Linked DNA regions of Mus musculus: regions 1 and 2 are each linked to region 3. A link is a loop called in an ENCODE intact Hi-C map of the cell type or tissue named here. Cell type or tissue: left cerebral cortex. All regions are shown on one strand.

What was found. A loop is a pair of places that touch in the nucleus more often than their neighbours do. Peaks named below come from ENCODE experiments on the same cell type or tissue, not always from the same donor. Only the 100,000 strongest peaks of a DNase experiment are listed, where the experiment ranks them.
Region 1: a loop joins it to region 3, with 14 times the contacts of the local background. A loop is called at or near these places in 28 of 42 quality-filtered maps.
Region 2: it touches region 3 in a loop (4-fold over the local background); 15 of 42 quality-filtered maps call a loop at or near these places.

What each region holds. Positions count from the first base shown.
Region 1 is chr16:90,182,052-90,190,051 of GRCm38, reverse strand. No RefSeq gene overlaps it. Among named protein-coding and RNA genes, the nearest start is that of Gm35714, 18 kb to the left of the region's middle. In left cerebral cortex, CTCF peaks have their summits at 2,371 and 3,630 (motif pointing right); DNase peaks (open chromatin) are centred at 2,386, 3,655 and 4,334.
Region 2 is chr16:90,163,522-90,171,521 of GRCm38, reverse strand. It overlaps the pseudogene Gm7307. Among named protein-coding and RNA genes, the nearest start is that of Gm10789, 25 kb to the right of the region's middle. In left cerebral cortex, a CTCF peak has its summit at 3,636 (motif pointing right); DNase peaks (open chromatin) are centred at 1,157, 1,466 and 3,640; H3K27ac peaks cover 1,352 bases.
Region 3 is chr16:89,770,391-89,778,390 of GRCm38, reverse strand. No RefSeq gene overlaps it. Among named protein-coding and RNA genes, the nearest start is that of Gm52239, 20 kb to the left of the region's middle. In left cerebral cortex, CTCF peaks have their summits at 3,881 (motif pointing left) and 4,424 (motif pointing left); DNase peaks (open chromatin) are centred at 746, 2,455, 3,895 and 4,370; H3K4me3 peaks cover 724 bases; H3K27ac peaks cover 728 bases.

The DNA.
Region 1 (8,000 bases), 410 kb before region 3:
GAATGCCTGCAAGGAACTCGGGTTCTTTCCAGACCCACTCTTAAATTTCTTCATTTGCCCATGCTTGCAATATTAACAATTAGTCAAAGACAGAGGAATTAGAGCACACGTCTGTGGCCCTTCCTAATCTTTGCCCATGGGCAGAACTGTCCTTGCGTGATCACAATTCTGGTTGGTCTACAGGATAAAGTGTCCAAGCAAGATGGTGAAGGTGGCATCAGATTGAATTCTGCAAAGAAGTCATAAAGCTGGTCAAGGCTAATGGATGCAGGCCTCCAGAAACCATGGCAGCCAGGGGAGGAAGGGGTGTGACCTGCCTGCTGGAACCAGGAGAAAGACTCAGACCCTGCCACTGGAAAGAAACACTGACCTCTCTCCTGCCTCCTCGGGTTTCTTCTCACTGCCTCTCACTAGGCAAACCCAGAGAAGCCCAAGGGAAAGGACTCAGAAAACACTCATGGAGGTCAGCCCTTATGGAACAAAGCACGGTGACAGAAAGGTAAGGAGAGGCATGCGGAAAAGCTACCAGTGATGGACAGTAGCCCTCCCAGTGATGGACAGTGATCCTCCCAGTGATGGACAGTGATCCTCCCAGTAATGGACAGTGATCCTCCCAGTGATGGACAGTGGTCCTCCCAGTGATGGACAATGATCCTCCCAGTGATGGGCAGTGATCCCCCAGTGATGGACAGTGATCCTCCCAGTAATGGATAGTGATCCTCCCAGTGATGGACAGTGGTCCTCCCAGTGATGGACAGTGATCCTCCCAGTGATGGGCAGTGATCCCCCAGTGATGGACAGTGATCCTCCCAGTAATGGACAGTGATCCTCCCAGTGATGGACAGTGGTCCTCCCACTGATGGACAATGATCCTCCCAGTGATGGGCAGTGATCCCCCAGTGATGGACAGTGATCCTCCCAGTAATGGATAGTGATCCTCCCAGTGATGGACAGTGGTCCTCCCAGTGATGGACAATGATCCTCCCAGTGATGGGCAGTGATTCCCCCAGTGATGGACAGTGATCCTCCCAGTAATGGATAGTGATCCTCCCAGTGATGGACAGTGGTCCTCCCAGTGATGGGCAGTGATCCCCCAGTGATGGACAGTGATCCTCCCAGTGATGGACAGTGATCTTCCCAGTGATGGGCAGTGATCCCCCAGTGATGGACAGTGATCCTCCCAGTAATGGACAGTGATCCTCTCAGTGATGGACAGTGGCCCTCCCAATAATGGATAGTGGCCCTCCCAGTGATGGACAGTAGTCCTCCCAGTGATGGACAGTAGTCCTCCCAGTGATGGACAGTAGTCGTCTCCACATCCAAGCTTTAACTTTCTGGTTTTCAATTACTCCAGTCATCTGAAGCTTGAAAATATTAATTGGAAATTCCTAAAAGATAACCTCATATCTTATTTTTCTTATAACATAATTTTTGTTGCAGTGTATTGTGACAATTATTTTATTTTTGGATCTTGTTAATCTCTTACTGTGCCTAGTTTACATGTAAAACTATCACGTATGTTTATATATAGAAAAAAAAGTCTCTTAGGATGTATACCTTATTAATGGGAGCTAGCTGAGTTTGTTGTTGTTGTTTTGTTTTGTTTTCAAGACAGGGTTTCTCTGTATAGCCTTGGCTGTCCTGGAACTCCCTCTGTAGACCAGGCTGGCCTCGAACTCAGAAATCCACCTGCCTCTGCTTCCCAAGTGCTGGGATTAAAGGCATGCGCCACCACTGCCCGGCCAGGAGCTAGCTGTTTTGATTTGTATTTCACATGCTTTACAGAAGACCAAGTTCCTGAGAATAGATGTCTTTGGAAGCCTTGCTAACAAGTTCAAGTAGGTTATCATCCGCGTTTGCTAACCTGGAAACAACTGTGTGAGAGGGGCTGGAGCGTTCAATTCCCAGCAACCGCAAGGTGGCTCACAACCATCTGTAATGGGCATCCGATGCTGTCTTCTGGTGTCTGAAAACAGTGACAGTGTACCCGCATACATTAAATAAATAGACAAAAAAATAAATAAATAAATAAATCTTTAAAAAAAAAAAACCACGTGAGAAGCAAATGACCCTGACATATTAGATACTGTTCCCTTGCTAGGATAAAGCACCATGACCCACCAGAAGCAGTTTATAGAGGAAGGAGCTTATTTTGGATTGTGGTTCGGGTGTGTGTGTGTGAGTGTGAGTCCATCACGGCATCGAGGTGCAGCAGCCAATAGTAGGCATGGAAGCGCGAGCAGAAGCTCAGAGTTCTTATCCCTGGTGGCAAACAGAATTAAAGGGAGCAGATCGGAAGTGGGTGGGTCTGTGTATTCTCCAGGCTAAGCAAGGCCACACTTGACCTACCAAACAGCGCCATCAACTGAGCCTGTTGGGAAATTCCCACCCATGTCACCACGATCCATAAGAGCAGTAGAGCAGGAGCGAGGCCACTCGTTTTATGAGGCTGCAAGGCCCCGAGGCGGGTGGACACAGACTGAGTGGAGCGAACAGTCTGTGAACTCTGACCCCGTGACCCTTCCTCCATTTCCTCTTACCATAATCAGGAGGACACAGCCTGCCTACACGCCATCTAAGTCCCAGTCTTCCTTCCCTTTCTCTCTCTCTCTTATTTGTAATAATCAATCAATGTCTTATTACATCTCTATGTCTTACATCCTTTTTATTTTAATGCTTAGAGGCATGGCCTTGCTGGGCAAGCTCGGCTGTTAGTAATTTTCTTCTCAAAACCTATAGTTTGGGAGCAAAGCTTAGCAAAGTGTGTGGGGTGGCAAGCTAAGCTAGCAGACATTAGGAGGGTAACACTTTCTGTTCATTTAGGCACCATTGAAAAGGACCCTTCAGATTTTATGTCATATACTTAGCAAGTATAATGTTCACACACTAGTGTCCTTAAAGGGATGACGTGTGGGTTCAGGAGAGAGAAACTGAGTGACGATCTCTCTCTCTCTCTCTCTCTCTCTCTCTCTCTCTCTCTCTCTCTCTCTCTCTGACACACACAGACATTCATGCATACAATGAACAGGGGTGACTCCCATCCTCAGAGTGTGATCAAGATGAGAGGATATGAGGATCAGCAAAGGACTGTGGGAAATGACAGGAATCCGGCAGCTCCTCAGGAGTGCCTCTGAGTACCTTGGGGCACAGTGTCCCCCTTGCCAGATGGATGGTGGATCCCCAGGAGCTGAGAACAGCTTCATGGGCAGGGGACAGAGTCAACTGAGCAAGCACCTCCCTTCTGTTTGAAAGGTTGTCCCTGGTGTCTGCAGACCTGGTGATCAGCTCTGTTTTAAATCAGAGAACAGGGAGGCTATGAACAGTGAAGTAATTTGGCAAAGCCACCCAGTTGGTGAATGCACTGGCATTAGAACTTCAGGAATACACTTGTATATACTCACCTTCTTCAACCACTGCCTTATGAAAGCAGGTTTTATTGGGTTTTCCCAGGATTATAGACCAAATATGATAATACAGATTTGACATAAGAAATCACATCTTCTTATTGACAGGTACCCAGAATGCTCAGATAAACTGCCAAGCATAAAAGTGCTGAGAAAAGATGAGCTATCCAAAATACCAGAAAAGCTAGCTCCTGATCATCAAAGGTCCCAGAACGATGGCTTAAGTGGCCAGCAGGTGGCAGCAAGGTTTCACTGTTGTCTTGAGCCCAGACTCGCTGATCGGTCCTTCAGAATCCACTAAGACACAATGGAGACAGTCACTCCTCCCCTCCACTCCAGCCTTCCTAGGGTTGGATCTTAAAGATGAGTAGCCTGGATCTCTGCCTCTAAATGTGTGCTTTCCGCGAACCTTGAATCTCTAACAACAAAACATTGCTGGGTGTGATGGCGCACACCTTTGATCCCAGGACTCAAGGAGGCAGAGGCAGGTCTATCTCTGAGTTCAAGGCCAGCCTGGTCTACATAGTTTCATTTCAGGACAGCCAGACTCTGTATAAAGACTCTGTATAATGTATATTGCTGTGAGGGCTCCTTTAGAGAGGGAGCACTTGCTGAGATTGCCGTCTTTACATTACAATAGGAAAAAAACAGAGGCAAAGGCAGGGCCTGTCTGTGACAGAGGCGAGCCAGATTTATATAGCAAGTTCCAGACCAGCCAGAGCTACATAGTGAGACCCTGGTAAACAAAACAAAACATCAAGAACAACAACAACCCAACAGGTAGATCTTCTTGCTAACAGTGAGGCTGTGAGCCTCTGGATTTTCTTGAACTGTTTATTCAGTCATCGACCAGATTTCTGGAACGGTCAACTTTTCTCACCAGGAGCTTATTGGTGACAAAATTTTCACAGGAAATGTAGTCTATCCTGGATGAGTAATAAAATGTGACAAAATGCAACTGAGTCATTTTGAAGTGTAAAATGACACACACTTGACATTTAATATATGCCTATTATATGCGTGCATTATTTTTGTGATTGTTAGATGTGTGTGTGTGTGTGTGTGTGTGTGTGTGTGTGTGTGTGTGTGTGTGGTGAGATCTGGCAAGGCCGTAGGCACCACTCTTAACCCATTTGCCCGCTCCTATACAGCCTCCATGCTTTAAGAAGGGAGTGCTTTACTCCCACCTCGCTGTGTGGTAAGAACGTTCCCAGGGATGCAGCTCAAGGCTTCATGCTCGCAAGCACGCCAACTGACCTATATGCCCAGCCCTGCAGTGATGCTCCAAATTGGCCGCCCTGAGTGTCTTCACTGTGAGTGAGCAAACTTCTTCACAGGCATGTGCTCTGTCAGTGACCTTCCTCAATAAGCCCGACCCCTAAACTTCCCACCACCTCTCCGTAGTGCCACGGGAGCTTTAGAGAACCTAAGAGCCAGGCCACACCACTGGTGTTTGCTTCCTTTTTTTCCTCGCATTTGAGATGATTGTGTATGCAAACTCGAGTCAAATGGTCAGCTGAAGCCTTCAACATAAGTACCGTCTGTGCGTGCGTGCGTGCATGTGTGTGCGTACGTGCAGTGGGGACAAACTGCCGGACTCCGACCTGCGAGCCTGGCTTCCCTTCTCAGCGTCTCAGATACTAACAAGATGGATTCATGGTCACAGCTGTAAAATCTTCCAGACGATATTAGGCCCAAACCTCCTAAATCTTTCATGTTCCATCGTGTGATCTCATGTGTCTTAGTCAAAAGGTTATGTTTTCGGGAAATGGAAAATTGAAAGCTTAAATGTGGCAATTATGGAACTGGAGCTTTTTGTGGGGGGCCGGGGTGGGGGAAACAGGGGTGTTCTCTGAGTAACAGCTCTGGCTGTCCTGCGTGCTGGGATTAAAGGTGTGTGCCACCATGCCTAGCCGACCTGGAGCTTCTTAATTACCTATCAAATCTACTTTGAGAAAATAAAACAGTAGTTTATGTCAGTCTGTGTAAATGACCACAAATAAGCTGAGTGTGGAACCCTGATACCCACAAGTCAGACAAAACATTTCTCTTCCAATCAAGTCTGACCCTCCCCCTCCTCCTACCCCCTCCTCCCCCTTCTCCCCCACAAGATTTATTTATTTATATATGTGAGTACAGAGTGACTGTCTTCAGACACTCCAGAAGAGGTCAGAGGGCATTGGATCTCTTTGCAGATGATTCTGAGCCACCATGTGGTTACTGGGAATTGAACTCAGGACCTCTGGAAGAGCAGCAGTCAGTGCTCTTAACCGCTGAGTCATCTCTCCAGCCTGACCCTCTCCTTCTTATGTATGTCTTTGCACTTTGCAGGGAGGTTGTGTACTTCTTAAATTGAAGCATGGAGCTGGGCTGTGGCCAGCCTTGGTCTCTTCTGCCCATGTTGGCATGCACTGAAGCCTCCGCTTTCCTCGCTCGGTCTGTGAATTGCCGTCGTTCCCTGATTCTTTGCTGTTTTCTCTGCTCTGTTTCCTTGTTTGTTTAAGGCAGAGTCTCATGCACCCCAGGTTGCCCTCGAGCTTGCTGTGTAGATGAGGAGGACAACCCTGACCTTCTGATCTTCCTGTCTGCTGCACACCCCAGTGCTGGGATTATAGGCACGCACTAGCACACCTGGTGTATGGGGTCCCTGCACCACTTTCCATGGCTGGGGTGGGCAAAAGGAGAGGATGAGATACCGGCTGTAAAGGAATATTCCAGATGGTTGAGCTGATTCAGAGTTCTGGGTGGATTGGAATGGGGAATTTCCACAGCATTGAAAACAGGAGCCTTTAAAAAGGAAAAATAAATAAATAAATTGGACAGGGTCTCAGTGACCCAGGCTGGCCTTGAACTTCCTGTGTAGCTAAGGATGACCTTGAATTTATGATCTTCCTAAGGGTTGGGAATATAGGTGTAACACCAAACCCAGTTTATGCGGTGTCAGGGATTGAAGTCCACACTTCATTTATGCAAGCATTCATGTATGCACTCTGTCACCTGATCTTCATGCCTGGCTGTTTGTAGGAATTTAAAACAAGGTAAGAGTGATATGCCTTTCTTTTGTTTCTTCCAGTGTGTGTGTGTGTGTGTGTGTGTGTGTGTGTGTGTGTACATGTGCGCATGTCTGCTTCATGTATGTGTGTGTACATGTGTGCATGTCTGTTTCATGTATGTGATCACCCATGAGCATGTGCAAGTCTGAAGTTGATGTCAGTGTCCTCAATGGCCCTTCCACTTTATTTGCTGAGGTAAGGTCTCAGTCATATGCTAGCATGCCAGTGTGCTTGCTGAAGGATTGGTTCCCTGTCTCTGTCTTGCAGTGCTGGTTGCTGCTGAGATGTCAGTTTCTGTGATCCAAACCCTGGTCCTCACGTTCAGATGGCAAGTACTTTAACCACTGAAGCCTCTCCCGGCCACTGATAGCCTTCTTTACCTTCCGGTAAGGACAGTTGTGTGTCTCCACCATTTCTTATTCTCTGCAGAAGCTGACAGTGCCTTGTATGAAATGGAGCCTCAGCACTGCTCTGTGTAAGATAATGGGCTTTGTTTTCTGTGTGCCATCTGCAGCAAGGCAGTGTCTGGTACCTGTCGCATACCACAGGAGACAGACATGCCACAGGGGAAGCCAGTGGTTAAAATGTCTTATTCCGGGCTGGAGAGATGGCTCAGCGGTTAAGAGCACTGACTGCTCTTCCAGAGGTCCTGAGTTCAAGTCCCAGCAACCACATGGTGGCTCACAACTATCTGTAATGGGATCCAATGCCCTCCTCTGGTGTGTCTGAAGACAGCTACAGTCTACTACTCATATACATAAAATAAATAATTAAAAATAAAACATCTTATTCTCTATCGGGCAGATGAAATTGAGCGCCAGCTTTGCCCCTGCGAGCCTCTGTTGATCTGTCTACAAAGTGGAAAACACCAAAGCATCTACCTACCCAGTGGTTACTGGGACGACCGAGATGCTCGTGAGCCTGGCTCGCGGGAGGGTTTTGTAAGCCTTGTGTTCAGTCAGGACTGTGTTTTGACTTGCACCACAACTGTGTCCCGCTCCAGAAATACGCTGTTTTCCTTTCAAGCCTCTAACGGCCAAGGAAGAACACTGGGCAGCGCCTGGAGTTTTCTTTGGCATATTTAGCTAACACACTTGCCCAGTCATGATACAGAGCTGACACCTTCCAGGGGTAGCTGTCACCATCACCATCACCATCACCATCACCATCACCATCACCATCACCACCACCACCACCACCACCACCATCACCATCACCATCACCATCACCATCACCATCACCATCACCATCACCACCACCACCACCACCATCACCATCACCATCACCATCACCATCACCACCATCACCATCACCATCACCATCACCATCACCATCACCATCACCATCCATCACCATCCATCACCATCACCATCACCATCACCATCACCATCACCATCAGAGGACGCTTTCTTGGCTCTGCTGGTGTGAATCCAGTGGCCATTGAACTCTTGTGATTTCTTCCCATGGTTACAGCATTGCTGTGGCTTGCTTGACCTTAGACTTGCTTCTGTTACTGGGTTTGTTTAGCAATTCGATTCAGAGA
Region 2 (8,000 bases), 390 kb before region 3:
CCCACTCAGTATAAAGGAAACAGCGAGCTGAACACCAGCATTCATTCTGCAGTGCTTGGCGACTGTGGAGACAAGGTGACCACTTGTCTCAGGGTCCTAGTGCTGCGACTTCCCGAACCAAACTGACGTAAATGCTTAACGTAAACTGCTTTTATCGGGGGTTGGTTTGTTTGTTTGTTTAGTTTTGTTTTTTGGGGGGTTTGTGGGTTGTTTTTTTTTTTTTTTGAGTAATAAGAAAAGTAATGAGTACAAAGCTAACCAGGTTTACTTCCTGGCTTACTTCCTGGCTTAGTGCCTTCTGAACTGAGTGTCCGAGCCAAGATGGGGAACTGCAGTTCCTTTGGCTTGCAGTGAGTGATCTCGCCAGATGGTACCATCCGCACCTACCACTTCCCAAGAGACAATGTGGCCCTCAGAGTTTGAGAGAAAACATTAGCTTCCTTTTTAAAAAAATTTTTAATATATATTTTTATGAGTACACTGCAGCTGTCTTCAGGCACACACCATAAGAGGGCACCAGATCCTATTACAGATGGTTGTGAGGCACCATGTAGTTGCTGGGATTTGAACTCAGGACCTCTGGAAGAGCAGCCAGTGCTCTTAACTGCTGAGCCATCTCTCCACCAGCCCAAATGTTAGCTTCTTATTTAACAATATACACATGGGTGGGGCATCCGGAGGGCCCTTGAGACCAAGGATGATAATGATTCAGGTTGACCTTCTAGAAACAACTTGGTGACAGGCAAGAACCAAATCCCATCAGCTGAAAATAAAAAGATACATATTTTTTAAAAGAAAATACAAATAAAAAGCATAGAAAGACAAGTTACAGCTTAGAGTGCAAAATCCACTCTGAATTTAGAGCTGAAACAGGAGTCCAAGACATGAATATCTACTAGGTACTTGGACTGTTTGTGTGTCTGATTCCCCCAGCAGCGAAGCAGATGTGCCTGCATTGTGTAGAAGAGTTTGGGGCAGAGATATACTTTAGATATACTTTAGCTTTCCAGCAGGTCTGGTGAGTGCATTAGCTCTGTGCTGACATGTCTGTGTGGGGCTGGGAAGACCCATCCCAGATTCCTCCGTGCTGTTAGGAACATGAGCTGTTAAGTGTAGCTGCGAACAGTACACAGAACATAAGAAAACAGGCTGGAGAGGCAGCTGCCAAACCTCACAGAACCCTGAAGCCCAGGTTCACTCACTTTAGCTTTTCCAAGGACACCGGCCAGTCCTTGCAGAATTCCAGGAAGCAGATAAGTTGCCTGGTTGAAGCTCCTTTCTCCTAGCTCTGGACCAACGCTATCAGCCATAATTAATGGGAAGTAGCTAATTTCATCAGTCTTTTTTTTTTTTTTTTTTTTTTTTTTTTGTAGGCACGGTTTTCTAACCAAAATACACCCTGAGCATTGTTCAGCTCAGCGTTGCTATGAGACAGCGGCTATTTATTCCTCCGTTTTGTTTTCCTAAGACTCTTACGTAGCTCTGGTGACGGCACTTCCCAGAGCTGCACCATCTCTCCTCTTATCTCTTATTTTAGAAAGGTAACCATAAGTCCCCCATCAATTGTAGGATGTGGCCGGTAGACATCAGAGTATCAGATGGGGAAGGAGACGTCAGAGGAGCTACCCTCAGGAGGGTAGAGGTCCTTTCAACTATGTAATTATCTGTTTTAATCTGATGCAATGGTATAAAGAACCAAAGATGGCCAAGGTCTCTCTGACTGGTGACCCATTGGATACCCTGTGTAAGCAGTTACCTCTAGGAACAGTAAAAACATAGTTTTAGAGTACCCATGTTATTGGCATTGTCATCTGTCAGTACTATGATGCACGTCCCCCTCGCAGTGCAGGGATGCACAGCTCTTGGTTTTGCCTGCTGCCATATGTTTTGGATGTGAAAAGTCTCCTATAGGCTCCTGTGCTCCAACATTTGGTCCTCAGCTAGGGATACTGTTCCGGGAAGTTGTAAAACCTTTTTTCCCTTTCCTTTCCTTTCCTTTCCTTTCCTTTCCTTTCCTTTCCTTTCCTTTCCTTTCCTTTCCTTTCCTTTCCTTTCCTTTCTTCTTTCTTTCTTTCTTTCTTTCTTTCTTTCTTTCTTTCTTTCTTTCTTTCTTTCTTTCTTTCTTTTTTCTCTCTTTCTTTCTTTCTTTCTTTCTTTCTTTCTTTCTTTCTTTCTTCCTTTCTTTCTGACATGGGGCTTAGTTGGCAGAGATATGGCTACAGGGTCATATGGTCATACGGTCAAGGCTTATGGGTTCTCTATCTCTGTGCCTCCTGATGATTGACATGTGAGGAAGCAGGTTCACACTCCTCTCCCATGGGCCTGGCCTCACAGCGGCAGCTTTCCTGCCACCATGGTGCTCACTCTCGAGCCATGAGCTAGTACAATCCTTCCTCCCTCACATCATTACTTGCCAGTATTTGGTCGTTGATACCCTTGCCCTGTCATCCTTTTCTTCATTTTTAGTTGTAGCAGATCTGTTTTCTTCGGGAGATCCACTAGTCTCCAGGGAGAAGAGCTGAGATCTGAAGTCTACTCAAGCTGAGGCAAATAGATGCTTGGATTGGCTACCCAAGAAAGGCTAAATGTTTTTTTGCTCTAAAGGTGTTGTCCTGGAAACACCAGCTTCCTGGATTCCCTGATGGCCTGATTTCCTGTTCTGTTTGAGAACTTGTGGCGCAGCTTATATTTTTCTTCTGTAACGTACCACTGAATTCAACTGATAAACTTCATTTGTGTAATGTTTTGCTTGAACAACTCAAAGTTCACTGCTATGTGAATAAAGGATTGCTTAGAGCCACTTCAGAACGAAAAGTCCTGAGGGTGAGGCGGATGCTCTGTGATGGGGAGGCCTGCTTCCTCATCATTTCCTTGTGAACCTGTACATTTTCCCTGTGAGAGGAAAAATGTGTTCAGTAGAGTAAGTAGGAAATAGGGTTTTAACAAAGAGAAACAGTGTATGTGGGAGAGGAGAGCTAGACTCTGTGTACCTGGAAAGTATGTACCAAAGGGCTTGGGCCAGGGAGAGCCTGACTCTGTGTACCTGGAAAGTATGTACCAAAGGGCTTGGGCCGGCACAGTAGAACCCTTTGAGAGGTCTTGAAATCCTTTCTGTGATGTACCTTCTTCTTTCCACACCTAGTCACTTTCTGTAGTCCAAACACATCTATTTTAGAGACATAGCTGTCATGTAGTCCAGGCTGGCCTTAGGTTTGCTAAGTAGCTGAGGTTGGCCTTGAACATCCAATTCCTGATCCTCCTATGCCACCATTTCCAGCTAGAAGATTTGTCTGTTCTTTCTTTCTTAAACGTTTATTTTTGAGGTCATATATCCATTTGTTTCCTTGACTGGCCTTGAACTTGTGGCCCTCCTACCTCTGCTTCCCAAGTGCTGGCATGATAAGAATTCACCATTGTACCACCCAACTTAAAAGTCACAGATTACTAGAGTCTGCTCTGAGAGCTCCAGGGAAGGTCTCATTAGAACGCAGAGACTATATGTACATTTCCACAAGGTCCCGGTGATGTCCAAATTCCTGGTCCCGAGGAACACAATGTGCATGAAAATCGGTCCAGTTTTCTCCTGTTCATCACAAAAAGGGATTTCCAAGCTTAGCACCCTTGTAATACCAGTATATGCCAGCAGGTGTCAGCAGTGCACTCTGAGAGGCACGTTAGACGCTGTTCCTTTAGGACCCTAGATATGTTTCCAAAACGGAGACAGCGGAGTGGACTCCTGCCCAGTACTTTCACAGTCTTTGTTCTTTATGATTTTGAAAGCATTTGTTCACGTCTTGCTGGAAATGTGGCTCTTGGGGTTTTGTTATTGTTCATTCGGTTTGGCCTTTGGCTTTTTACACAGGATTTTGTGCAGCCCAGGCTGGACTACTGGACTAACACCTCCTGAATCTTTTGCTTTCACGCCTCAAGTACTGGGATTACAGCACTGTCAGGGCTCAGTTTTCAGATGGCGTTTTCACACATTTTCTTTGTCTTTCTTTTAGAATTTACTTTTATTTTAAAGTGTGTGTGTGTGTGTGTGTGTGTGTGTGCTCGCAGTGCGGCCTCTCACACATACATAAGCCCAGATGCCTGAGGAGTCCAGAGCTAAAGTCATAGGTCGATGCTGGGAACCAAACTCGAGTCCTCTGCAAGAAGAGTAATCAATCACTCAACTGCTAAGTCAGCTCCCCTGCCCTTTACGCATTTTCTTACTTCCAGAGGAGTCTTTGTTTCTGTCAACTCTCCCATTTTACAGGTGAGAAAGTAAAGGTACAGAAAGAATACAGTGACTTGTCTAATACATTGAAGCTGGAGGAGGGAGAGGGAGTCAACACTGGGCGTTTATGCAAAATGCCCCAGTTCGGAAAGAAAGGAAAACACTGCTCCAGGATTTTATTTTATTTTATTTTATTTTATTTGCATTAAGCTTTGTTCTTCTTAGCAAAACTAAAAGCTAGATAAGCATTCTGGGTACTCCCTGGTTCTGATTAAATGCTACTCCTGGTTCTGACAGAACTTCTGTGGGATACATTGTCTATCTTAGATAAAATCTAAGAGAGTCACACGTTCTACCACCACGGTAACTAAGGAATCCCTCTCCAGCACTTGACACCAAAGCCCCCTCCCTGGATCTGTTAGAAGCTGGTGAGGAGGAAAGAAATTGGAGCGTATCAGGTTAAACAAAGGTTTGTCTGTGCCTGGGTGTAGGGGTGTCCAGGAGACTTGATGTCCCATCTTCTGGAACTCCTCGGTTTGTGCAGCCTCAGCCACGTTGTCCCCTGTCCCTCCCAGTCCTCTGCCCCCATCAAAGGGGGCACAAAGAGGCCAGTGTCATCGTGGAGGCCAAGCAGAGTGGATTTGCTGACAGACCTCAGGGGAGAGAGAGCTGTGAATGATGGCTACTGCCCCTTCTGGCTCCAGAAACCTCACAACTGGAGTGTTTTCCACAGTGCTCATGTGGGGGCCTCAGTACGGAGAACTAGATTAAACGATATTACTGTGGTCAAACAAATCTGAGAAGTGTTGGTTTCAATGAAGTGAAATGAATTCTCTTTCTGCAGCAGGGCTTCTCAGAGCTGCTGGGCTGGGCTGGGGAGTGAACTGTGCCTCCCTTCGTGAGATTGAATAACGTTCGTCTGTGCTTGGAACACCTGACACAGAACCCTGGAAAATCGGAGTAGTTCATCTTTCTCTGAGGACTGCGCAGGCTTCATGATCATGTGACCAGAGCAGTTGCACAGGGTCCCGCAGTGGCACCTGTGTTTAATACGGTGCCATCACCACCTTGGATTCTTTGTTATCATAAGTATTGTTTTCTTGGGACACTGTCTCATGATGAAGCCTACTGTGACCTCAAGCTCACAATCTTCCTACAGTAACCTGTATATGGGCTGGAGAGGTGGCTCAGCGGTTAAGAGCGCTGGCTGCTCTTCAGAGGTCTTGAGTTCAAATCCCAGTCAACCACATGGTGGCTCACAACCATCTGTAATGGGATCTGATGCCCTCTTCTGGTGTGTCTGAAGACAGCTACAGTGTACTTATAATAAACAAACAAACAAACAAACAAACAAATAAAAACACCACCACCAACAACAAAAAATATCTGTACCGTGCTGGGATCACAGGTCTATGCCATCCTGTTTGAAACCTGTGAGGTTTGAACACGGGACCTTGCGTTTTGATTCTGTACTGGGTTGTGTAGTTTAGCTGGCCCTGCTCAGGGGTATGGGAAGAACAGATGGAGCCCAGAGAAGGGAGGGCCCCTGGTTGTTTCTCCTTTTGTTCCAGCGTCTTCTCTCCCTGCTTACTCTCTCCTGTTCTTACATTGTTTCTCTTTGTTGCGCCCTCCATTGTCTCCCCCACCCCCACCCCTTTACTCCTTTGTCTTCCACCTGTGGCCAACCAGTCCCAGAAAGGATTTAAGAAGCAGATGATTCAGCCTGACCTTGGGGTCCTCAGCCACCACCCTCCTGTTTAACCTTGCTCCATTTTCTAATGCATCTTCTTTTTTATCCCTAAAGGTTTTTTTTTGGGGGGGGGGGTGTTTTGTTTTGTTTTTTGAGACAGGGTTTCTCTGTATAGCATTGGCTGTCCTGGAACTACATTGTAGACCAGGCTGGCCTTGAACTCTCGGAGATCCACAAGCCTCTGCCTCCTGAGTGCTGGGATTAAAGTCATGTGCCACTGTGCCCAGTAGAAGATTTTTATTTTTTTTTTTAAGTGCGTGTGTGCACGCACGTGTGCACGCACGTGCATGCGTAGTGCCAGCAGAGGTCAGAGGCGTTGGATCCTCCAGTTATAGGTGATTGTGAGCCACCCAGTGTGGGTCTTGTGCAAGAGCAGAGCAGTCTGTGCTCTTAACGACCCACGCTATCTCTCCAGCCCACACCTTGCCTTTGTTAATACTCATGTTGGCACCAAGAGAAACACATTTCAAAACACTGTATGGGATAAAAGAAGATGTATTGGCTCTTTGCAACCGCAGCATATGGATGGGTGGAAACTACTGCAGGTAGAGCTGGATTCAGGATTCCAAGTGATTCTCTTCGAGCCCCTTTCCTCTGAGATCCCCACTGCTGTGGGATCTGTTATCTGGCCAGATCTTTCCTCGGGAAGTCTGAGATGGTGTCATTTGAAGACAAGAATGAATGTCCTTCAGTCCTTGGGTTACACAGCAAAACTGGAGGGGAAATTCAGAATGACCTAGTTTATGCACTTGCCCCTGGAGTGCCCTGGAGTGAGTGGGTCATGTGCCAGACTGTGTGGTCCAGTGATGATGGCTGTGGTGAGGACTCCAGCAACGCCACTTAGGGGAGCTGTCTGTGGACAACAGGCTTCTAGCACTAGCAGAATGGAGAGACTGTGTCCTACAGAGGGAAAAAGCAAGTCCTGGCGACAGACCGAACCTCCTTTGTCTTCTTCCACGACAGTCCTCCTTGCACACTCGTGCCGTGGTTGGGCTAGCCTCTGTGCACTGCAATCGCTAGCCTCCTTCTTTCCCTAAAGTGCACCCAGCCCCTCAGGCTGAGCTATAATGGATGCTCACAAAGTCCTGAGTTTGTTTTTCAGAATTCCACAAGTACTGTATTTACATAATTTCCACCCTCCTTCTCCCCTTGTTGGCCTCATGACCTATTCTTCTATATAATTATTATTGTTTCTCTCCCAACACACACCCCGGAGTCCGTTCAGTTGTTGTTCTGGGTAAATAGTTACAGCTGCTCTCTTGGGAGTACACAACCCCTCCGAGGACCTGGCCTTGACTGGTTTTCCTTTCTAAGCTCTCTGTAGCTCTTCATCCAGGGGAAAGCCATGTGAGATTTTCTCCATCCACCTTGACTGTCAACTATGTGATCACTATGCAGGGCTTTGTTTAGGTGACCATACTGTTGAGATGTCTTAGGTAGAGCTTTCTGTTCCTACATGGAAGACAGCCTCCAGCCAATGTCCTGGTCCTCTGGCCTTTACAGTCTCTCTGACCCTTCTTCTATGATGTCCCCTGGTCTCAGAACAGGCTGTGTTAGAGGTTTGTTAGCTGGTGATGGATACTGTGATCATTGACCGGCTTGGGTCTCTGTAGTAGCCTCCATCTCCTGCAAACAGAAGCTTTTTTGATGAGGGGTGAGAACGTCACTCAACCGGCCGGCTCCCACTCTTGTGGAAGCCAGGGCTGCTGGGGGAGGGGGACTCCATGGAATTGTCGGGGGAACGATGGAACTCTGAGGAGGTTTCATGAGAATGGCAGGTCTTTGGTTGAGCTAAAGTGAGTCAGCTCTATCCCAGCCTTTGATTGCCCAGCTTTCACGGCAGACTTTGCCAGCCTAGGTTTGTTAGACACACACTTGAAAGGTATTGACTTCCTAGTGGCTTTCAGTTCACCTGGAGGTCCTGAGGCCACTTGGTGCAGAGCAGAGGAGGGAGCCCCTTGGAGGTGAGGATTCCTCCTACTTGAGAGTGAGCTGCTCAAAGAGACACTTGTCCGGAGATGGCGGGGCACG
Region 3 (8,000 bases):
AACAAGGCCACACCTATTCTAACAAGGCCACACCTCCTAATAGTGCCACTTCCCAAGGGCCAAGCATATTAAACCACTTCAGGAGCAAACACTCCACATTCAGAGGCAGGAGCCAGAGAAAGGATGAATAGTGTCCCTGAATCCCTTTAGAGGACATGTCCTCAAGGACCTAAGGACTTTGTAGTGACCCTTAGGTTCTAAACGTCCTCAGCACCTCCCAGTAGCCGCACCCTGCAGATCAGGGCAGTGAACACAGGAGCCATTTCACACCCAAACTGCACAGGTGTCTTAGTCCACTTACACTGCTGAAACAAAGTACTGGAGAAGATAATTTACCGTAGTTCTAGAGGTGGAGAACTCCAAGATCAAGATGCTGGCCATCACGGGCTGTGGTCTTCCAGCTGTCTCCATACATGGTGGACTAGGTGGATATTAGATACTTTCCTCTTGCTCCAACAGAATACCCAATAGAAACAGCCTAGGAGGAGGAGTGACTTGATTTGTTTCCTGCATTCTCAGATTTTTGTCCACAGTGCTTGGTGGAGCAGAACTTCATGGTCAGTGAAAGAAGACACTGTCACCTCATGGTAGGTGGAAAGCAGAAAGAGGTGAAGCCATGGGACCCAGGCATGACTTACAAAGGCGCATCACTGTCATATCCACCTATGACCTACTTCCTCCAGGGAGGCCTTGCCTCCTAAAGTTTCTACTGCCTCCAAACTTAGCACCACCAGCTGGAGGACCAAATGTCTCACAGATGTGTTTGTGGGTGTTTCTTATTCAAACCATACAACAGTGTGAACATCATGTCCTCTCTTGGCAGGGGGATGGAAGAGCACACAAGCCCCTGCTGGTTCCCTCCACCACTTTTGTAGCACTAGTGTATTCATGAGGGCAAGGGGACGTGTCAACATGAATTTTGGGTGTGTGTGGGGGTGGGGGGTGGTGGCATCCAAACCAGAGCTGATGACTAAGAATGCTTGCCTTTGTGTGTGACTGAATGAGGACCTTGTGAGACCGAAGCCTGGGCAAGGTCAGCAGAGAAATGTCTGAGAGGAGCCAGAGAAACTCTGCAAGGTTAAGAGGTGAACTTGGGCCAAGCAGAAAAACCATGGGGAAGCGCTTCCTCCAGAGCTCAATGAAATGGTCCTGCCTGTGGCCAGGATAGAAAGTTAGGAACCGGGGTAGAGAAGAATCTGGGGTCCCCTTAGTGTAGCTGAAGAGTTTGAAATTTTCAGGTGTACACCAGGGCTCTTTCCATGGGTGCCAGGCACAGGGCATTTGTCAGGCCAAGCCAGATCTGTGCAGGTATCAAAGCAGAATATAGATGTGTCCAAAATTGAGATCTCACCGTATCATTTTTAATTCCATCATCTTCTATTCTGTTTTATTGTTTAATAGAAACTCAACCACATGCACGGGACTGTGTGCTTATGCATTGTGCATTTTGGGATGGGTCAGGTCTTTCTACCCATGACTGGCCTTGAACTTGCATCCACCCCCTTGCATTGCTAAGGGCTGGGACTGTAGGCATGCATCCATACCCGGCTTCATGTGGGTATGTCCTCAGCATTTCTGCTGCTGGTAACTGCACAATGGAGAACCACGGTGTATAGATGTTTTGTCAGAGTATCTCCGTGCTTAAAACCTTCCGGGACATTCCAGTCTGGAAGGAGAGCTGTGGATACTAGTTCCCTATCAACGACCGATGGAAAATCCAATTCTTTCCCACCGTGGAATGGAGCTGAAGGTTATGAAATGTATTTCCCCCCCCAGTAATTTAAAAGCTAGCACCTTAGCAACATTTACTGAGTATCTATTATAGAATATGAGTCAAGATAGTGACTGTGGATAAACACAGCTCCTGAGTCAAGATTTCTATAGGCGGCAGAAATAAGTACATGAAACGACCCTTGTGTACCCACCCCAGAGGGCGCTCCTGCTCACACACACTGTCCTACCCCCTTCTCTCAGTGTTTCCTGAGGAGGCAGTGGGTTTCAGGCCATGCTACCCCCAAATATGATGCCTTGTCACACTGAGTATCTTAAGCGGAAGGGTCTGGAAACAGGTGCAGGAAAAGCTCCTTGTTTCCCCCCTTTTCCTTTGAAGCAGGTCGGAAGATGCTCACAGGAAAGGCTCTCTCCCTGCACAAGAAGATGGAGAGCAGAGGCGAGAGGAACAGTTTGTGTTTGTTTGTTTTTGAGACAAGCTCGTCCTTGGTAACCCAGACTGGCCTCAGACTCATGGTAGTTTTCCCTGCCTCAGTCTCTGGAGTGTTGTGATTATAGGCACAGCCCACCATACCTGACAGGCAAGCAGCCAGGCCCCTAAGAGGAAGGGATGCCAAGGGGAATCTGAAGAAATGGGCATCGCCAAGATGCTCTCGGGGGGCTAGCCTTAGCTCGTACCCATCTGTCTCATCACACTTCCCCTTGGCTTCCATTCTCCACCCAGGCTGAGCCATTTCTTGAGGTCTCTGTTTCCTTACAAACACTCCTCTGCCACGAAAAACTTACACATGTCTATATATAACTCTTGTCAAGCTGTCTTGTTAGTTTAATTTATCAAAAGCCCCAGGCATAGAATTTAAAGTGGACTAGAAGAAAAAAAAATCCTTTTCTAGCCTAGAAAAGAGATGGGAGGAATAAGGATTTTAAGGATATAGATTCCCAGAAATTCTGTTATTTCCCTGATTAATTCCACATTGTATTTCTGTATCTATCTATCTATCTATCTATCTATCTATCTATCTATCTATCATCTATCTATCATCTATCTATCTATCTATCTATCTATCTCTATCTATCAGGATGAGGTCTCACGTAGAAGCCCAGGTTAACCTTGAACTCATGGCAATCCTCCTGTCCCAGCTTCTCAACTTCCAGAATTATGTATGTTCGAGTCACCACATCTACCATGTTTTCTGATTTTACTCCCTAAATTTGTAACTAATAACTCTTTGCTTGTGTTAAATAAAAATTGGTAATAATTAAAACAATGGGAACCCTGCTTAGTTATTCTTTAGCATTCTTCAGAATGTACCCAAAAAGGCATCCTTCTTCAGCAGATTCAAATTACCCTGTAGCCATAAAACATCCCCTTGAGACATATTTCCTAGTGTTTATAAATAGTTTTCTTGAGTGTTCTTCACAATAAAGTCCCTAAGCATTTGCTGAAGAAGTGGGTTCCAATACATTTGACCATTTTGATATTGACAACGCAAAGGAGCCCTCTCTCTCTCTCTCCCTCTCTCTCTCTTCCTCTCTCTCGCTCTCTCTCCCTCTCTCTCTCTGGCATCCATATCATGCATTTCAAAACTCCTTGTTCTCATCTTTCATTCATCTCTCTTCAACTATCCAGTCGATGCATGTGCCCAATACCCCTATCTTCAAATGAGAGGAGAGAAAAAGGGCTCGTAAGAAATGGAAGCTTAGCCGGGCATGGTGGCACACGCCTTTAATCCCAGCACTCGGGAAGCAGAGGCAGGTGGATTTCTGAGTTCGAGGCCAGCCTGGTCTACAAAGTGAGTTCCAGGCCAGCCAGAGCTATACAGAGAAACCCTGTTTCGAAAAACCAAAACCAAACCAAAACACACACACACAAAGAAATGGAGGCTTTTGCCGGCAGTGATGGAGGAAGACCACCCAGAGATACAATACCGCTCAGCAAATGCGCATATCAAACCAGAACGTGCTTCCATTGGCTATAACAGGACCTGCCTGTTATATGCGAACCCGGCTTCTTTCAAACAACAAAGGGAATTTCTAGTCTCTAAGAAGGCTAAGTTAGTGTTTCTTTTACGGGTTTATCCGTGTAGGATGGATAACAGCATGCTGCGTGGGAAGCCTTTCTCCCAAACAACTACGTGAACCCTGCCTGCCCCCTGGTGGAGATCTGTAGGATAGTCCTAGATTTCTCTGCCGGTGAAGAACTGAAGCTAGCTTAGCAATTAGGCAGCGAGGGTCCAGTGCTGAGAGAGCCAACAGAGCAAGAAGCATCAGACTTTGGCGGGAATCTGCCCCCGCCCCCAAGGTGGTCCTGGAGCCTCTTGCTTTGGGTTAAGATGGGAACGTCGCTGTGTTTAAAGGCATGCAGTTGATTGTAATGTGCCAGTTGGATTCAATTTCCCTCGAAAATCCATCGTTTAACTGAAACCCTGGCAGCGAAGTGCTCGGCACTGGTGTTTGCTTTAATGCAGTAAGGAAGTTTTAGGGATCCTCACGAGTTGGCTGCTGCTGCTATAACTGGACGAACCATGGATTTGCCTGATTTTGGAGGGAGTGAGAGGATCGTGTTCTGCCTCTCCCCACCCCTGCCCCTTTGCTTTGGTCCAACATAACCCGGTTGGCTTCAGGCAGGTCCCTCCAAATTGTGCGCGAGGACGCCTCTCTGGTGCCCCCTCGTGATGGATCCACGAAGTGCCGCATCGTATTTAGAACTTGGAAGGATCCAGGCTGCAATTCCCTTTTTCCCTCTCACTCTAAAGAAGCGTCTGTCTGGGCTCACATACCTGCGCAGTTGGGCTTGTCTAGGGTTCAGCTTTAGGGTAGGTGCTGGGAAGACGGCTCAGGGTTTAGGAGCACTCAACGCTCTTCCAGAGGACCCAGGTTCGTTTTCCAGCACCGGCTTGGTGGTTGGCAATAGACTGTCACTCCAGTTCTGAGGACGATGGTACATTCTGGGTTCTTCAAGCACAGCATGCACACGGTGCACAGACAGATCTGCAGGCAAAGCACCCATATACATAAAATAAGTATTGAGGAGCAAGTCTCTGGTGATTGACAGCACACGCATCGACGGAACTCTCAGGGTAGCGTCTGCTCATCTCTATTTCCAGTCCTAACACTCGCCCCAAGGATTGGAGACGTAGACCTATGCCCCGAGATTGAGCAATTAGCTGCATCCGTGAAGTAAGTGAACAGGATGGTGATGCTGAGGACGGGGCTGGGTGCCCGTCAGGGGTGGGCTCCACTGGCGTGTGCAGAGGAATCCTTTAAGATGATTTGGTGAAAGGGCACGGAGTAGGGGGCGCATGAGGTGAGGTTGGATGACGCTGGGGAATTGCATCTCCAGTTTTGACCCAGAGTTCACCGTGGTGCTGTCACATTTAGAAAAGCTGTGACTCTGGTATGGACCGCACCAAGCGCCAGAGAGAACTGACAAGCTGGTGAGGACGGTGTGGATGCTAATGGACCGCATGGGAGCGGGCATCCTCACATGAAAGATGCTGATGAGGGGCATGGGAATCGGCGTCCTCACGTGAAAGATGCTGCCTGTGGTGTGGGAAAGAGAGCTCAGCCAGCGGATGCATACATTTGTGAGTGTGTGTTGTGAGTTCCTGTGTGTGCTGTGAGTTCATGTGGTGTCGCGCCCACCTCGGCCGGCAAGGAAGACACAACACGGTCGGATTCTTCTCAACAGCCTTTATTGCAGGAACACCTTGATGCTGCTACGGGGACCCCGGGAACCCAGGGAGGTCTGCTTATATGCACCCCAGCACAGGGAAAGGCTTCGTGTCCTCCTGGGATTGGTCAGTCTGTCGATGCCTAATTAGCATGCACCTGCTCGGGAGGGGTTGGCGCCAATCTCTGGTTTACACCTGCGCTGATGTTGTTTATGACAACGGCACACCAGAAACCTGCGCCATCTTAGAGTTGGCTTCCTACAATGTGGGTATTGTGAGTTTGTGTGTATATGTATGTTGTAAATTTGTGTTGTGTGTTGTGAACTCATATGTGTGTTGTGAGTTCATTTGTGTGTGTGTTGTGAATTCATATGTGTGTTGTGAGTTCATTTGTGTGTGTGTTGTGAATTTGTATGTTGTGAGTTCATGTGTGTTGTGAGTTCATATGTGTGTGTCCTATTCTGGGAGTAGTGGAAATACAGGAGTTTTAGTAAAGTTACCTACTTTAGAAATGTCATTCATTCGCTGTGGGACAATTTTGAGGAACAATATTTGTGTTACTAGTTTTGACAAATGACATCTTGCCAATGAAGTTATTACTTCATAGGCACCACTTTCAGCAAGTGATATTGGAACTTTGTAAATTAAGAGTCTGTGAATTGGAGTCTGTTTGGGGCTCCTGTGGGGGCGTCTCCCTGAAGTAGACATGGCAGGTGAGTGGGTATGTACCTGGGACAGAATTTCATTTCCAGGGCAGCAATAATCTCATCACCAAACCATCCTGCCTCTCATCACTTATTAGGTAGGGTGTTGAGCCAAGCTTCCTGGCCTCTAATTCACCATCACCAGGTCTTACAGAGCTCACAGTTCCTGGGCCCTAGGCTCTTTCCACTTTAGGTGCTGAGAAACAGCTTCTCCAGTAGCCTCAGAGGAAAAAAACCCAAAACCAAAACAACAACAACAACAACAAAAACAGTCCAGAGGGCCGGACATGGTGGTGCCCAGTTGTAATCCAAAAACTTGGGAGATGGAGGTAGGAGGAGTTTAAAGCCAGCCTGGGCCGCATGGGTTCCTATAGCAGGCAGGCAAGTGAAGCAAAACTACTGTTGTAGTTATGGTTTCTACTGCTGTGACAAAACACCATGACCAAAAAGCAAGTTGAGGAGGAAAGGGTTTATTTGGCTTACACTTCCACATTGATGTTCACCACTAAAGAAATCAGGACGGGAACTCACACAGAGCAGGAACCCGGAGGCAGGAGCTGATGCAGAGGCCATGCAAGACTGCTGCTTACTGGCTTGCTCCCCATGGCTCGCTCAGCCTGCTTTCTTATAGAACCTGGGAGCACCAGTTCAGCTATACAATGGGCTGGGCCTCCTTGTTAACCACTAATTAAGAAGATGCCTTACAGGTGGATCTTATAGAGGCCTCAATCGAGCCTCCTTCCTCTCTGCCAGTGTAACTGGAGATCTTGGGGGCTCTGGCCTTACTGGAGTGTTCAAGGAGTTACAGTCTTTGAGGGGGAGAGGGGAGTCAGATCTTCTGCGGCTACTCTAGAGCTGCAAGACACTGCTACAGCAGCTGACTGGCTGGCACTTGAGCAGGGAGCAGAATGGTGACCACCGCTCTGACTGCCAAGATGGTGAGCAGGCGAGGTACAGAAGCTAGGAGCCACCCGGCAGGAGAGAACTCTCTTCCCCAGGAAGTGCTACAGCTCTTGTATGACAGAAGCTCTCAGATGATCTGAGATGGAGTCATTCTCACGTCTTTCTTCCTTCTGGGTAGGGTCTTAGATACATTTTGGGATGGGTTGGGGTCTGACAGCAGATGCTTTCTATTGGCTTGGTCTGAGATGTCAGGGCTGACTCATCTGCATGTGGAGGGGCTTGGGTTGCCGGCCCTATGTGACTGATGCTCCTCTCCATGGGAAGCCGTGGTCATGTGACAGGGGCCTCAGCGGGAGCAGGTAAGGCAACTACTGTCCTCTGGTATGAGGTGCCAAGGCTTCTGAACCTACTCAGCTTTACCAAGTGGAGTAGCATGGTCTACTGCCTCACAGACTCTAGCTTGTGTCAGGCTGACATAAAGCGAGCCAGTACAATGACCAAACAGGGGAAAAATAGATGGAAGAGTGTCTCAGGTAGGATTAATACCTGTGTAATACACTTGATCTTAGCCAAAAGGCCAAGAAGTGATATTATTACCTGTGTAATAAAACACCATAATCAAGGTGGTTTGGGGAGGAAAGGGTTTATCTGGCTTATACGTCCAGGTTATAGTCCACTATCGAAGGGAGAAGAAAGTGAGGGCAGGGACTCAAAACAACAGGAACCTGGAGGCAGGAGCTGATGCAGAGGCCATGAAGGGATGCTGCTTACTGGCTTGCTCAGCCTGCTTTCTTATAGAACCCTGGATCAGGAATAGCACCACCCACAATGGGCTGGGCCCACCCCTGTCAATCACTAATTAAATAAATACCCCACAGCTGGATTTTATGGTGGCATTTCCCCCTACTCTCAGATGACTCTATCTTGTGTCAATTTGACATAAAGCTAGCCACACAAAGAAAAAAAAAACAAAAAACAAAAGCCCTGT